4 separate regions of the Homo sapiens genome follow, and regions 2, 3 and 4 are each linked to region 1. Evidence: chromatin contacts called from ENCODE Hi-C or POLR2A ChIA-PET data. All regions are on one chromosome and are shown on one strand. Each heading gives the region's core, a stretch centred on a gene start or an enhancer-like site at or near the end of the contact. The rest is flanking DNA. Distances are from core to core; before and after follow the strand shown. Region 1 holds the start of USP8 (ubiquitin specific peptidase 8). Region 2 holds the start of CERNA1 (competing endogenous lncRNA 1 for miR-4707-5p and miR-4767). Region 3 holds the start of GALK2 (galactokinase 2). Region 4 holds the start of LYSMD2 (LysM domain containing 2).

The links. A loop is a pair of places that touch in the nucleus more often than their neighbours do. ChIA-PET counts read pairs that join two places held with the same protein, here RNA polymerase II (POLR2A). Pooled maps may share reads with other maps.
Region 2: a pooled map shows a loop between it and region 1 (14-fold over the local background). The contact joins the promoter of CERNA1 here to the promoter of USP8 in region 1. A Hi-C loop is called at or near these places in 4 of 50 pooled maps. POLR2A ChIA-PET finds 5 or more read pairs at or near these places in 2 of 52 experiments (CD8-positive, alpha-beta memory T cell and activated T-cell).
Region 3: a loop to region 1 is called in a map of naive thymus-derived CD4-positive, alpha-beta T cell, with 13 times the contacts of the local background. The contact joins the promoter of GALK2 here to the promoter of USP8 in region 1. A Hi-C loop is called at or near these places in 2 of 168 maps with a recorded cell type or tissue (CD8-positive, alpha-beta T cell and naive thymus-derived CD4-positive, alpha-beta T cell) and 10 of 50 pooled maps. POLR2A ChIA-PET finds 5 or more read pairs at or near these places in 1 of 52 experiments (naive thymus-derived CD4-positive, alpha-beta T cell).
Region 4: a loop to region 1 is called in a map of CD8-positive, alpha-beta T cell, with 5 times the contacts of the local background. The contact joins the promoter of LYSMD2 here to the promoter of USP8 in region 1. A Hi-C loop is called at or near these places in 2 of 168 maps with a recorded cell type or tissue (CD8-positive, alpha-beta T cell and naive thymus-derived CD4-positive, alpha-beta T cell) and 8 of 50 pooled maps.

What each region holds. Positions count from the first base shown.
Region 1 is chr15:50,423,024-50,425,723 of GRCh38, forward strand. It overlaps USP8 (ubiquitin specific peptidase 8), which reads left to right and starts at 1,382. Exons shown (of 20, transcript NM_005154.5): 1 at 1,382-1,491. RefSeq lists enhancers at 205-1,201, 1,240-1,629 and a silencer at 1,080-1,129.
Region 2 is chr15:52,178,587-52,181,286 of GRCh38, forward strand. It overlaps CERNA1 (competing endogenous lncRNA 1 for miR-4707-5p and miR-4767), which reads left to right and starts at 1,440. Exons shown (of 3, transcript NR_102751.1): 1 at 1,440-1,815; 2 at 2,464-2,616. GNB5 (G protein subunit beta 5) reads right to left here. Exons shown (of 13, transcript NM_016194.4): 3 at 1,182-1,293. RefSeq lists a silencer at 851-1,510 and enhancers at 1,556-2,057, 1,881-1,970.
Region 3 is chr15:49,168,845-49,171,544 of GRCh38, forward strand. GALK2 (galactokinase 2) reads left to right here and starts at 1,403. Exons shown (of 10, transcript NM_002044.4): 1 at 1,403-1,531. The coding sequence starts at 1,479. It overlaps MIR4716 (microRNA 4716), which reads right to left and starts at 309; the gene lies at 226-309. RefSeq lists enhancers at 815-1,719, 1,351-1,590.
Region 4 is chr15:51,736,359-51,739,058 of GRCh38, forward strand. LYSMD2 (LysM domain containing 2) reads right to left here and starts at 1,297. Exons shown (of 3, transcript NM_153374.3): 1 at 992-1,297. The coding sequence starts at 1,264. RefSeq lists silencers at 746-955, 1,026-1,165, 1,176-1,615.

The DNA.
Region 1 (2,700 bases), core at 132-2,631:
CCACCTTGGCCTCCCAAAGTGCTGGGATTACAGGCGTGAGCTACCGCTCCCGGTCTAATTTTTAAATTTTTGTTTTGTAGAGATGAGGGTCTCCCTTTGTTGCTCAAGCTGGTCTCTGTCTCTTGGGATCAAGGGATCCTCCTGCCTCAGCCTCCCAAAGTGCTGGGATTACAGGCCTGGGCCACTGCAACCTGGCCTTCATCACAAATTCATTGAACACACTTTCTTTATTTTATCCTTTTTTATTTTTAAAAATTTTTATTTCAGTAGTTTTGGAGGAACAGGTTGCATGGAAAAGTTCTTTAGTGGTCATTTCTGAGATTTTGGTGCACCCATCACCCGAGCAGTGTACACTGTACCATGTGGCACACACTTTCACTTAAAGCATTTACTAGACCTCGCTAGCCAGATTTCCCATCCCTGAGACACCTGGAATGTTCCTGAGGACTTAGTGACTACTGCCTAAAGCTCCACCCAAGTCAATTTTATGTTTACAGGCAACCGGAGCATCCAATCACCTTTCTCTAAGAGAGTACAAAGATCAGCTCGCGAGAAAGTTCAGACGTCTCATTTCGTTTCTATTACACGGGGCCTTCGCCCAACCAGACGGAGTCTTGCTCTGCTGCCCAGGCTGGAGTGCAGTAGCGCGATCTCGGCTCATTGCAACCTTCGCTCCCCGGGTTTAAGCAATTCTCCTGCCTCAGCCACTGGAGTAGCTAGGATTACAGGCGCACGCCACCACGCCAAGCTAATTTTTTGTATTCTTAATAGAGACGGGGGTTTCACCATGTTGGCCAGGCTGGTCTCGAACTCCTGACCTCATCATTTGCCCGCCTCGGCCTCCCAAAGCGCTGGGATTACAGGCGTGAGCCACCGTGCCCAGCCTCGCCGGGGCCTTTTAAGTGACGTTAAAAATTGTACATAAAATATGTTTTAGGATAATACTTGTTTTTCTTTGACCAAAGGCTTGGCTTCAGAGAATGTTTAGCCAGAAATAGAGGGGCGTTAAATCCCCTTTTTTCTAATTTCCAATCTGAGGAGGAAAATAACGTAGTAAAGGGACGCAAGAGCAACCTTGCTTCTTCCACAACAAGGCCCAGGCGCCGCCTTGCAACCCGGAAATGCAGGGTGCAGTGCGGGGGGTAAGGGACCGGCCAACTATGTTGACCCGACTCAGAGAAACCCCGCCCTTGCCGCCACCGCCCACCCATAACGTCCTCCTCGACCCTCCCTCGACCATCCCTCGCCCCGCGGCCCTCACCGAAAAGGGGAGGGCGGTGGAAGAGAGAGGAGTCAAGGGAGCGCACGCGAAGCCCCGCCCCTGCCGTGACGTCTGGAGACGCGACGCGTCGCCTCGCAATGCAAATCGGGAAAAGGGGGTGAGCTGGGCTGGCTTCCGTCCTGGTAGCCAAGGCTAATTCTCCCTCGAGTTCTTGGGAGATGGGCATTTGGCGAGAAGGCTGGCGTTAGTGAAGCGCGCCCGGCGTCACGGTGAGTGCGGGTCTTGGGCCCTAGCACCTGTTCTCTGGGAAGTCGTCCGCTGTGAACGATGAACGCCTTTCCTTCCACCAGCTGCTGGTTACCCCGGAGACAAGCTCTGTCCGCGGAGAGGAGTGGGACAACTCCTAAAGGTAGAATCAGCTTGTGGAGAGGAAAGGCCCAACCTTGAGTCTTTTACGCCATCTACCTAGGATTGCCAAGCGAGTTTCGTGTGTTTTTTTGGTTTTAAAAGGTGGCTTTGACCAATCTTCCGTTCTCTTGGACACTTATACCCGACTTTGACCTCTTTCCTCTTGCTTCCGGTTTTTTTTTTTTTCTGCAATCTGCCTACAATCCCAGGCCTTACTGTAGCTCCTAAAACTGTTTCCCAGTTTCTCTTCTTCCCCAGTCACACTTGATTTTAGTGAAGTTTGAGTTTAAAGACCCTATAAGCTTGTCAGAGTTAAAACTATGACTTCCTCAAATAGAAGATTTTTTTTTTTTCCCCTAAAAAGTGCCTTCCATCCTAGAGTTGTGGGACAAGTTAATTTCACCGCCACTCCACCTTGGAAATTATCAGAATCCTTACTAGCAGTGATGTGCATTATAAAGCTGCAGACCACCCTCCTGGGTTTATTTCTTGCCTCCAGTTCATTCTGTGACCTTGAACAAGTCACTTAATCACTAACAAAAAATTTACCTGACACGGAGGTGTTGCAGAGCCTAAGGAATTTAGTATTTGTTAAGAGACCTGAGGGTTTCAGATGAAAGGGATTTATATCTAAAGGATGTTACCTTTTCTGAATCTGCAAAGCATCGTTAGTTTTGTAAATATCTTGCTGCAGCCATTAAAAATGCCAAGTGGTATTTGTTAAGGAAGTATTCCTGTTTTAGGCTTGCTCTGCTGCGGCTTTGCTATGTAAGCAGATTTTTGCATTTCAGCCGATTCTGTTTAAGATTCGTTGGTGAATGTCATTCATGATGGATTTGGGTAGTTTCTCCTTACAGCATATCCCTGGACTATTAAGCATATCTGGAAGGTGATATCGGTTGTGTTATGTCTTTATCATGTTGATATGGCTGCTTTGAAATATGTATTCCTTTTCTTGTGACACATTGGATGCATCTTTAATATTAGTGAAGACCCTGTAGTAGTTTAAAAAAAAAATACACCTCTCATTAATGAAATTTTGCACATAGACATCTGTTTTTTTAAGAAAA
Region 2 (2,700 bases), core at 190-2,689, 1.8 Mb after region 1:
CTTGTTATGTAAGAAAAGTAACTCTCAATTTGCATAACTACATTATTTGGGGTTTACAGTTAGTGATTGCTGGACAGGATTTCTAAGCTTAGAGTGCCTCCTATTTAAAGAAGACCCCTAGGAAAGCACAGCACACGCTAGATCCAGGTCATCCACTTCTCTTAAGTGATCTTCAGAGATCAAAAGGTAAAGGCCCTAGCACGAACCCCATTTTTCCATTCCACATAGAATGTAAAGGGTGGCATCGATTAGGAATGGCAGGAGAACAACGTCAAGGTGTGCAGGAGGGCACCGTGGGAGGTGCTCAGCAAAGGGGAGATGCCACCCTCAGAGCTCAAAAGTGAGCAGATACAACCACTTCCCCAAGCCTGGCCCCCAGCCCAAGCTCTGCTGAGGAGGAGCCCTCTGACAAAGTAAAGGAACGCTGTTTTGGCCAAGAGCCGCTGAACCTGGCTATTTAATCGCTCACTCATAAAAATCACAGAGCCAGTTCTGAATTACGGTGGTGGTGGTGAAGAATGCAAGTTTAAGATCGCTATGGCTTTTTTATGCCAATCCACCACATCGATCCAAAAGCTTTTTAAACAGCCTTAAACGAACTGAACGGTTGAATTTAGTGAGCTCCTCCGTTTCCCTTCTCTCTCCGTCATCCAGCTCCCCGCCCCAAGGATAGGGGAGAGGTTGGAAAAATGAGCTTTGAAATTGCAGTCTCATAAAAGCAAAACTGAGAAAAGATACAACAGTGATGGAGAAAGCCAGACGGGCATTAAAAAACAAAACAGGAGTCTCTCCTAGGCCGCGCCTACACGGGCTCGCCGCGCTCGCTCGTCACCACCGACACCCCACCCCCTGCCCTCCGCATGGGAGGGGCAAGAACGCGATCCGTTCGCAGCTTCCAGGCAGGTGATGAGGATAGCTAGTCCCGCGGTCCTCCGCTAGCTGGCGGCGGGGGTCGGCCAGGTGCCCGGACCCTCCGAGGGCCCCACCGCCGCGCGTCCCGGGGATCGGGACCGCTACCCGCGCCTCACCTGCGCGCCCGGGCCCCAGGGCCCTGCTCCCGGGCGGTGGCGCGGGCCTGGCTCCCGTCGCAGCCACGACCGCCCCCACCGCCCCCGCCGTCCCCGCCCGGGAAGTGGCGAGCCGGTCCGGCTTGCCCCGCCCGCCTCCCGGCCCGCACTCACGCTCCACATCGTGCAGCTTGGCTCGCTCCTCCTCCAGCTTGCCCTTGAGGCTCTCGGCCTCGCTCTTCAGCGACGCCAGCGTCTCGTTCTCGTGCAGCCCCTCGGTTGCCATCTTCGCGCGGGGACGCAGCGGAGAGGGAAGCGGAGAGCGGGAATGCGCTGAGCCGCGGCGGGCGCCGCTCCAGCAGCCGTCCCCGGCCCCGAGCACCGCCCCGCGGCCCCGCCCTCCGCGATGACGCCAGCAGCTGCGGGCCCGGCTGCTGCGCCTGAGCCCCAAGACCCCGCACCTGGGCGCGCGCTCTGGCGCAGTGCCTGGTGCGATGTCCGCGTCAGCCTCTCTCCTCCGGGAGAGGCAGGGAGTGTGACGCCCATTTTACCAGCGGGCAAACTGTGGCTTAGGGATGCTGGGTGATTTGCCCGAGGACGCACACAGAGGGAAGGGCCAAGCCGGGATTCCAACTCGGGACTCCCCGCTTCTGGGGAGACCGGTGAGGCCCCCGCGACATGGCCCTCCCATCCCCAAGCCTCTCGTGCAGATCTCCGCTCTGTGGGACTTGATTGCGGGCTGCGGGCCCGTGGCTCCTGCAGGCAGAGAGAGGACGGGAGAGGAGACGGCTACGAGGCTTGGCCGCAGGTAGCTACGGTGCTCCCCCAACAAGGAACCGGAAACCCTCTTCGTTTGTTGATCTAAATATACAAAAATAAAACTAGTTGCTGGGTTCTCAGACGGAGTCTCTGCGGCATTAGGAGGCCCACCCTTATTTTCTCTTTTCTTCACGCAGGAATCAGGTCCCTGGCCTGGGGGCGGCAAAAGGAGATGGCGGTGGGTCAAGTGGGCGCGCAGGCTCAGACCTGGGGCTTCTGAGCCCACGCCCAGGCATCTCGGACCTCTCACTTCTGAGGCCACCTCCTGCCCTTTAGAATGAAGGGCTGGCACAGTTCTGCCAGGATGCACGTTTAGCGACTTCTGTCAGACTGAAGCATCCCCTCTCCGCAAGCGCCTGAAGTGTGAGAGGCACTGTTCTAAGTGCTTTAATTTGCACTTGTTTAATCCTCACAGGAGTCAACTTGAATGGGCACACTTATTCCCACTTTACAGAAGAGGAAACTGGGGCACAGAAAGACTGAGTAATTGCTCAGGGGGCATGCTCCAAGAAAGAGGGAGAGACAGGATTTGGACCCAGACAGGCTGGCTCCCTAGTGCTCTGGACTTTGGTGTGGATGATCCAACTCAAGCCTTCTCCTTTTTCCCTCCTATGTGATCTTGCATGCGTTTGTGCAGAGAATGAGAAGGCAGATCAAAGTTACAGATGCTGCGAGAACATCGCCAAGCAGAATCTTGGGTGCTGTCCCCACCTCTCTGTACCTGCTCCCTCCCAGAGAAGCCAGCCTCCACTTGCTGTCCCGGGCCTTCTCTATCTGAGAAAAGTTGAAGGTACTCGATGTTAATCTGTACATAGTTGTTTTGCAGGTTAGAGTCTGGGATCCTCCGTTTCCTTATCTGGAAAAGCTTCTTCAT
Region 3 (2,700 bases), core at 153-2,652, 1.3 Mb before region 1:
TTACTCAAAATTAAACCAAAATGAACATCAAACTGGGATTTATTGGGGCCCAGAAACAAGAAGATATAATTCATTCATTTGAAAATGATAAAGAGGGACTGAAATAATAGTGAGAAAGCTGCCCTGAGACCAGAGTAACTTTGTTTCTTTGATGTATCATTTACAGTAATAACCCAACGGGGTGCCAAGGGGCTGCCACTCTTTGGCTATGCTTTATTGTCCATTCACACTTTGTCTCCATGTTTCCTTCCCCCTTCCTCCTGTATACATGTATACAGAAGGGGGAAGGAAACATGGAGACAAAGTATGCATATACATATAGAAATTCTGGAGCAGTAACTTACTGATGTATACAACTTATCGAATCTCTCTGAGTTATGCTACTACCCCTAGTGTGTTGGGCATGTTGGCTCAAACTTCCTTAATCAGGAAACTTTGGAATGGGTTTATTGCTAGCTGTCTTTGCTTGGGTTTAATCTCAATATTTCTGAGGTGCAAAGTGCACTAGATTGAGAGTTAATAGATCTGAATTTTAATTCCAGTTTTGTTCCCAATGATCACTGTGACCTCAGGCACATCATTTCACCTTTCGTCGTTCATTCAGTTTATCTTACCTATTCATTAAAAACCAATCTGCCTGCCCCCAGTTGCTTTCTAGTGGTAGTGATGATGGAGGTGGTGAGAGACACAATAAATACATAAGCAAATAGGAGAACTATGAAGGAAGGAAAAGTTAGTGATGTACTAGGGATAGTGTACTTTTGATAGGGCATCTAGGATTTCTCTAGATAAGTGAAAAATGAAGAGGTTTAACTGGATGCTAAGGGGTCTTGCACATTAAAAGGCATGTGTTTCCGTCTTTTCACTACTGTGTTCTAGGAAGGCCCACCAATGCCTCTAACCTGTAAATAAATGCAAATCTATTTAAATCAAGTGATACATCAATTTTATGTTGCTTGATTTGGAAGTAATCCGCAAAGAAGCAATAGCTAAACATTTTAGTGTTGTTTGGGGAGTAGCTGCTGAACAATAAAGACCAAAACCATAACTAAAAAACAAACAAACAAACAAAAAAACGCAGCCCGAGACAGATCAGAAACTAGGTGTATGTAGGGCGCCAGGTTATGACACTGTTCTCTGACATCCACAGGGCGCAAAAAGAAAACCTCACTAGTCAGCTTCGCACGTGCTCTGCGCAGGGGCTCCTGCGAGGCCCTAGTCCCTCCCTGGGAGCTAAGAGCAGGACGGAGGCTGTACCTGACTGCTGCTTGGAGGGAACCCTGGCTGAGTCCAGGGAGGAGGAGCCAGAGGAGGGGCCGATTGGAAGCAGCCACCTCAGCGAAGCTGCAGGATTTCCGCAGGGCGGGAGCTGTTTATCTCCCGGAAGAAAACGGCTCCTGTCACAGAAGTCTCGTGATTGCTCTGGGAGCTTTGCTTAGACACTTGAAACTACAGGAGAAAGAAGGATCTAGCGAAATATGGCTACAGAGAGCCCTGCTACGCGTCGGGTCCAGGTGGCAGAACATCCTAGGTGGGGGAGAGGAGACGCCGGGCTTTGGGATCTGCTGGGTTGGCTACGTGTAGATCGGGTCCACAGCACTTGGCTCCTCCCTTGGGGCGCTGCTTTTGGTCCCGGGGAGCAAGTGGAACCCTTGGGATTCTATAAGGACACGTGGCTGGGCTTGCAAAAAAGATCACGCCGCAAACACATTCTACCTTGACTACTACGAAGGGTTGTATGTTTTTTTCTTCATCCATGCAGATTCTTCTTTTCCTTTTCTTGTTGTAATTAGTGTACTCTTTCTACTGGGCTTCAGCAGAAATGCCCATATCCACACTGAACTCCTCTCTTTGTCTCGCATGCCAGTTGATACTGCTTTTTAAAAGTCTTCTTTCTAAATATTAATTGAAAACAAACACAAAAACCTTCTTGGTGTCTGCATCCTCTTTAAAACAAAACAAAACAAAAACACGAGAATCTCTGAACTGTCACTTAGGGAATTAATTTGCTGGCAGTCCCTAGCTACACAGTAACTAATAGTTTAGTGATGTCTCGGGGAGGATCTTTTCAGTTACAGGTACTTTGTAGAAATACTTCGTTCTGACTAATGGGGCTGAGGTCTCATAAAATGAAGTCTGTCACCTGCTACATTAGCGAAGGGCTTTCCTGACTCTCTGCTTTTGCTGTTTTTCTTTTCTTTTCTTTCTTCCTTCCTTTCTTTTTTCTTTTTCTTTTTCTTTTTTTTTTTTTTTTTGAGACGGAGTTTTGCTCTTGTTGCCCAGGCTGGAGTGCAGTGGCGCCATCTTGGCTCACCGCAACCTCCGCCTCCCAGGTTCAAGCGATTCTCCTGTCTCAGCCTCCTGAGTAGGTGGGATTACAGGCAGGCGTCACCACACCCGGCTAATTTTGTATTTTCATCAGAGATGGGGTTTCTCTATGTTGGTCAGGCTGGTCTCGAGCTCCTGAGCTCAAGTGATCCGCTCACCCTGGCCTCCCAAAGTGCTGGGATTACAGACGTGAGCCATCGCGCCCGGCCCTCTGCCTTTGCTGTTTTCAGTTTTTTTCTGTTAGTTTTTTTCTCTGGCATCAAGTCCTTAAGCTCTTCCTACTTGGTGGTTTATTACCACCGTGTGTCAGTTGATGATATTATACTTTACTACAACTTGAAAATGTTCTTTCATCCTTAAACCAGCAAACAG
Region 4 (2,700 bases), core at 47-2,546, 1.3 Mb after region 1:
CAATACATGACTGCACAGCAAGGTCCCTTTCAAAATATTTCAAAGATAGAAGGACCTGATAGGTAAACATATACCGGCTTAAATATGCAAAATACATTCTCCTTCATACTGATGCTCCTTCATTCGGTAAAGGGCCAGAAAGAGTTTCACTTTAAGGGAAAGATATAGATAAGATCCTCTTTCTTCCCATTGCTGTCTAAGGTGCTTCAGGAAAGAACACTGAAAACTGATACAGATCCCAAATGTAAAAAGGCCATCACATAGCTCACAGTTAATTATAAGTAATTTTAATGAAACAATTTGTTCCCTCAGGTTTCCATGTTCTTCCCAGAGGTGTAATGCTATACACCCAAGACACACACACTTATAAATTTGTAATAAACGCAGCCCTCCAGCTCACCACAGTTCTTGGCTGCTGCTTAGCGACAGGTGTCACATTCGCGGTTGCCAGTGAGCCCAGAGGGTGTAATTTCACTTCTACATAAAGAAGCATAATCGATAGAACCAGAACCACCCAGTAGGAACAACTGCACCATTCCTGACTCATCACGGAGCTTGTTTTCACAGACAACAAAATTCACCTCAGTTGGGCTTTGCGTAAATATAGAGTAGTGTGATGGGGCCTGCAAATTGGGTGAAGGTGGTTCACGGGGATGCCAAAGCCCTAGTCCTCTTCGGCCTCCCTCACGCGACAGATCTAGTCTGAGCCTGGGCGGGGCACCGGGAACTCGATGCAGCTACCTAGGGAGGGAGCCCTGGCGGTCCGCCCCTCCCGCTGCAGGACCAGCTTTGGCGACCACTGCGGTGGCCAGCAGCGCGCGCTGAGCGAGCCCTGGGAGCCGAGCCGCCCGGGGACGCACGGCCGTCCCTGCGACTCCCCATCCCCCAAACCCCCACCCGCAGTCCCACCCCCACCCCCACCGCACCCCGAGCCGCACCGCCTCCTGCGCGGTAGCTGCCAGCCCGGGCCGCGGCGGCGCGCCCTGCTCACCGTGACACCGTACTTGAGCGCGATGCCCTGCAGCGTGTCGCCCGCGCGGACCCGGTGCTCCACATGGCGCTCGATGACGCCGGCGCCCAGCGGCGCCCGCACGCTGGCGGTGCTGCCGTACGAGCGGGTCTTGGTGCGGGCCAGGCTCAGCGACAGCTCGGCCTCCTCGGACTCGGAGCCGGAGCGCGAGCGCGGCGGCGGCGAGGGGGCCGAGGGCCGCGGCGCGCGGGGGCCGCCTTCCCGCAGGGACAGTGCGGGCGAGGAATCCGCCATGGGTCCTGCCGAGGCCGCCGGGTCGGGGAGCTTGCCAAGGGGGCGGCGCCTCCTCCTCCTCCGCCGCCGCCGCCGCCTCTTCCTCTTCACAGGGGCTGCAGCAGGCCGTTCCGCGGGGGCGGCGGACGGGAAGCCGAGGCGGGGAGCCGCAGGCCGGGCATGGCGGGCGCCTCCTCCTCTGCGTCCTGCCTGCCCCGGGCGCCCGCGGCACACGCACCTGCAAGGTTAAGAGCGAAAGCAGCTCCCGCCGCGGCCTGCCGGTACCGGGAAGACCCTGCAGAGCGAGGGAGCCGGGGAGCGCTGAAGCCCGCGGCCGTTGGGGCTAAGAGAGGGCTATCTGCAGGCGTCCTAGGCCCCAGGTGGACCCCTGCTCCATTGGCGATAGAGCCCTGGCAGAACCCTGCCCTGGCCACGGCGAAAAAAAAAAAAAGCGTTGCTCTGCCTCCTTTATTGATTCCCCAGCAGGAGCCAGCTTGCACAGACCTTCCAGCTCTGCCAATGCCAAGGGTACTTCCCTCCCCCCACCCCAGTGACCTCAAAGTCCACGTCACAGTAAAACTTAAGATCATCAAACACACACAGACAGCTTCTCCAGGTCCATCTCAACAGCCTCAGAGTCCAGTCCTTTCAACATTGCACTAGGAGGGATAGTGCTTCTAAGGCCTAATGGGTGGCCTCAAAATAACCCCCCTAGTTGTTCGGGTTTCACACTTTGTACACTAGTGCCAATTTAAGTCCTGGCTGCCTCGAAAGGCTGGCCACATACAATTCATTCTCCAGGCTCAGTAGTTGGAATTTACTGTCTGCATTCATCTTCTCTTCGTCAGTTTATTCTTTGACACCCTGAAATCGCATCTCCCTGCCCCGTATTGCTATTAATATTATAACCACCAAAGACCTCTTATCTGTACTCTTCATTTGAACACCGTCTACTCTTGAACACCCTTTCAACACACTGTATTATACACAGAGTGGGTACACATTTACTAGCATCTAGTGCCTGGTTTCTGTGTTATTTTGGACAGCTTTCCAAGAAGAGGTACCTTGTAGGAAGGTCCGGAGCCTGGGGGTTTGATTCGTTGGCTGAAGTTTTGGTATGTTGCTGTGCTGGACAGAGGCAAAGCTAATATTGCTCAGGAGAGAAAGGATGGGAGAGGAGCAAGCTTCCACAACACCATCCCACTCAAAACTCCTACAATGGCTCTCTGGGGACAACAGCATTACTAAAAACCTACATTGGCATTCAAGCTATTATTTCTATTTTTATTATTCATGGTCTGACCATACCCCATCTATAACTCATTCTGTATACTCTACATATTCCTGCCAAACAGAGCCTCTGAAACTGGCCTCCTTGTTCCTACTTTCATACCTTGCATGTTATTCCCTCCAATGGTAACACTCTTCCAGTACCCTCTATTACATTGTTTAAATCT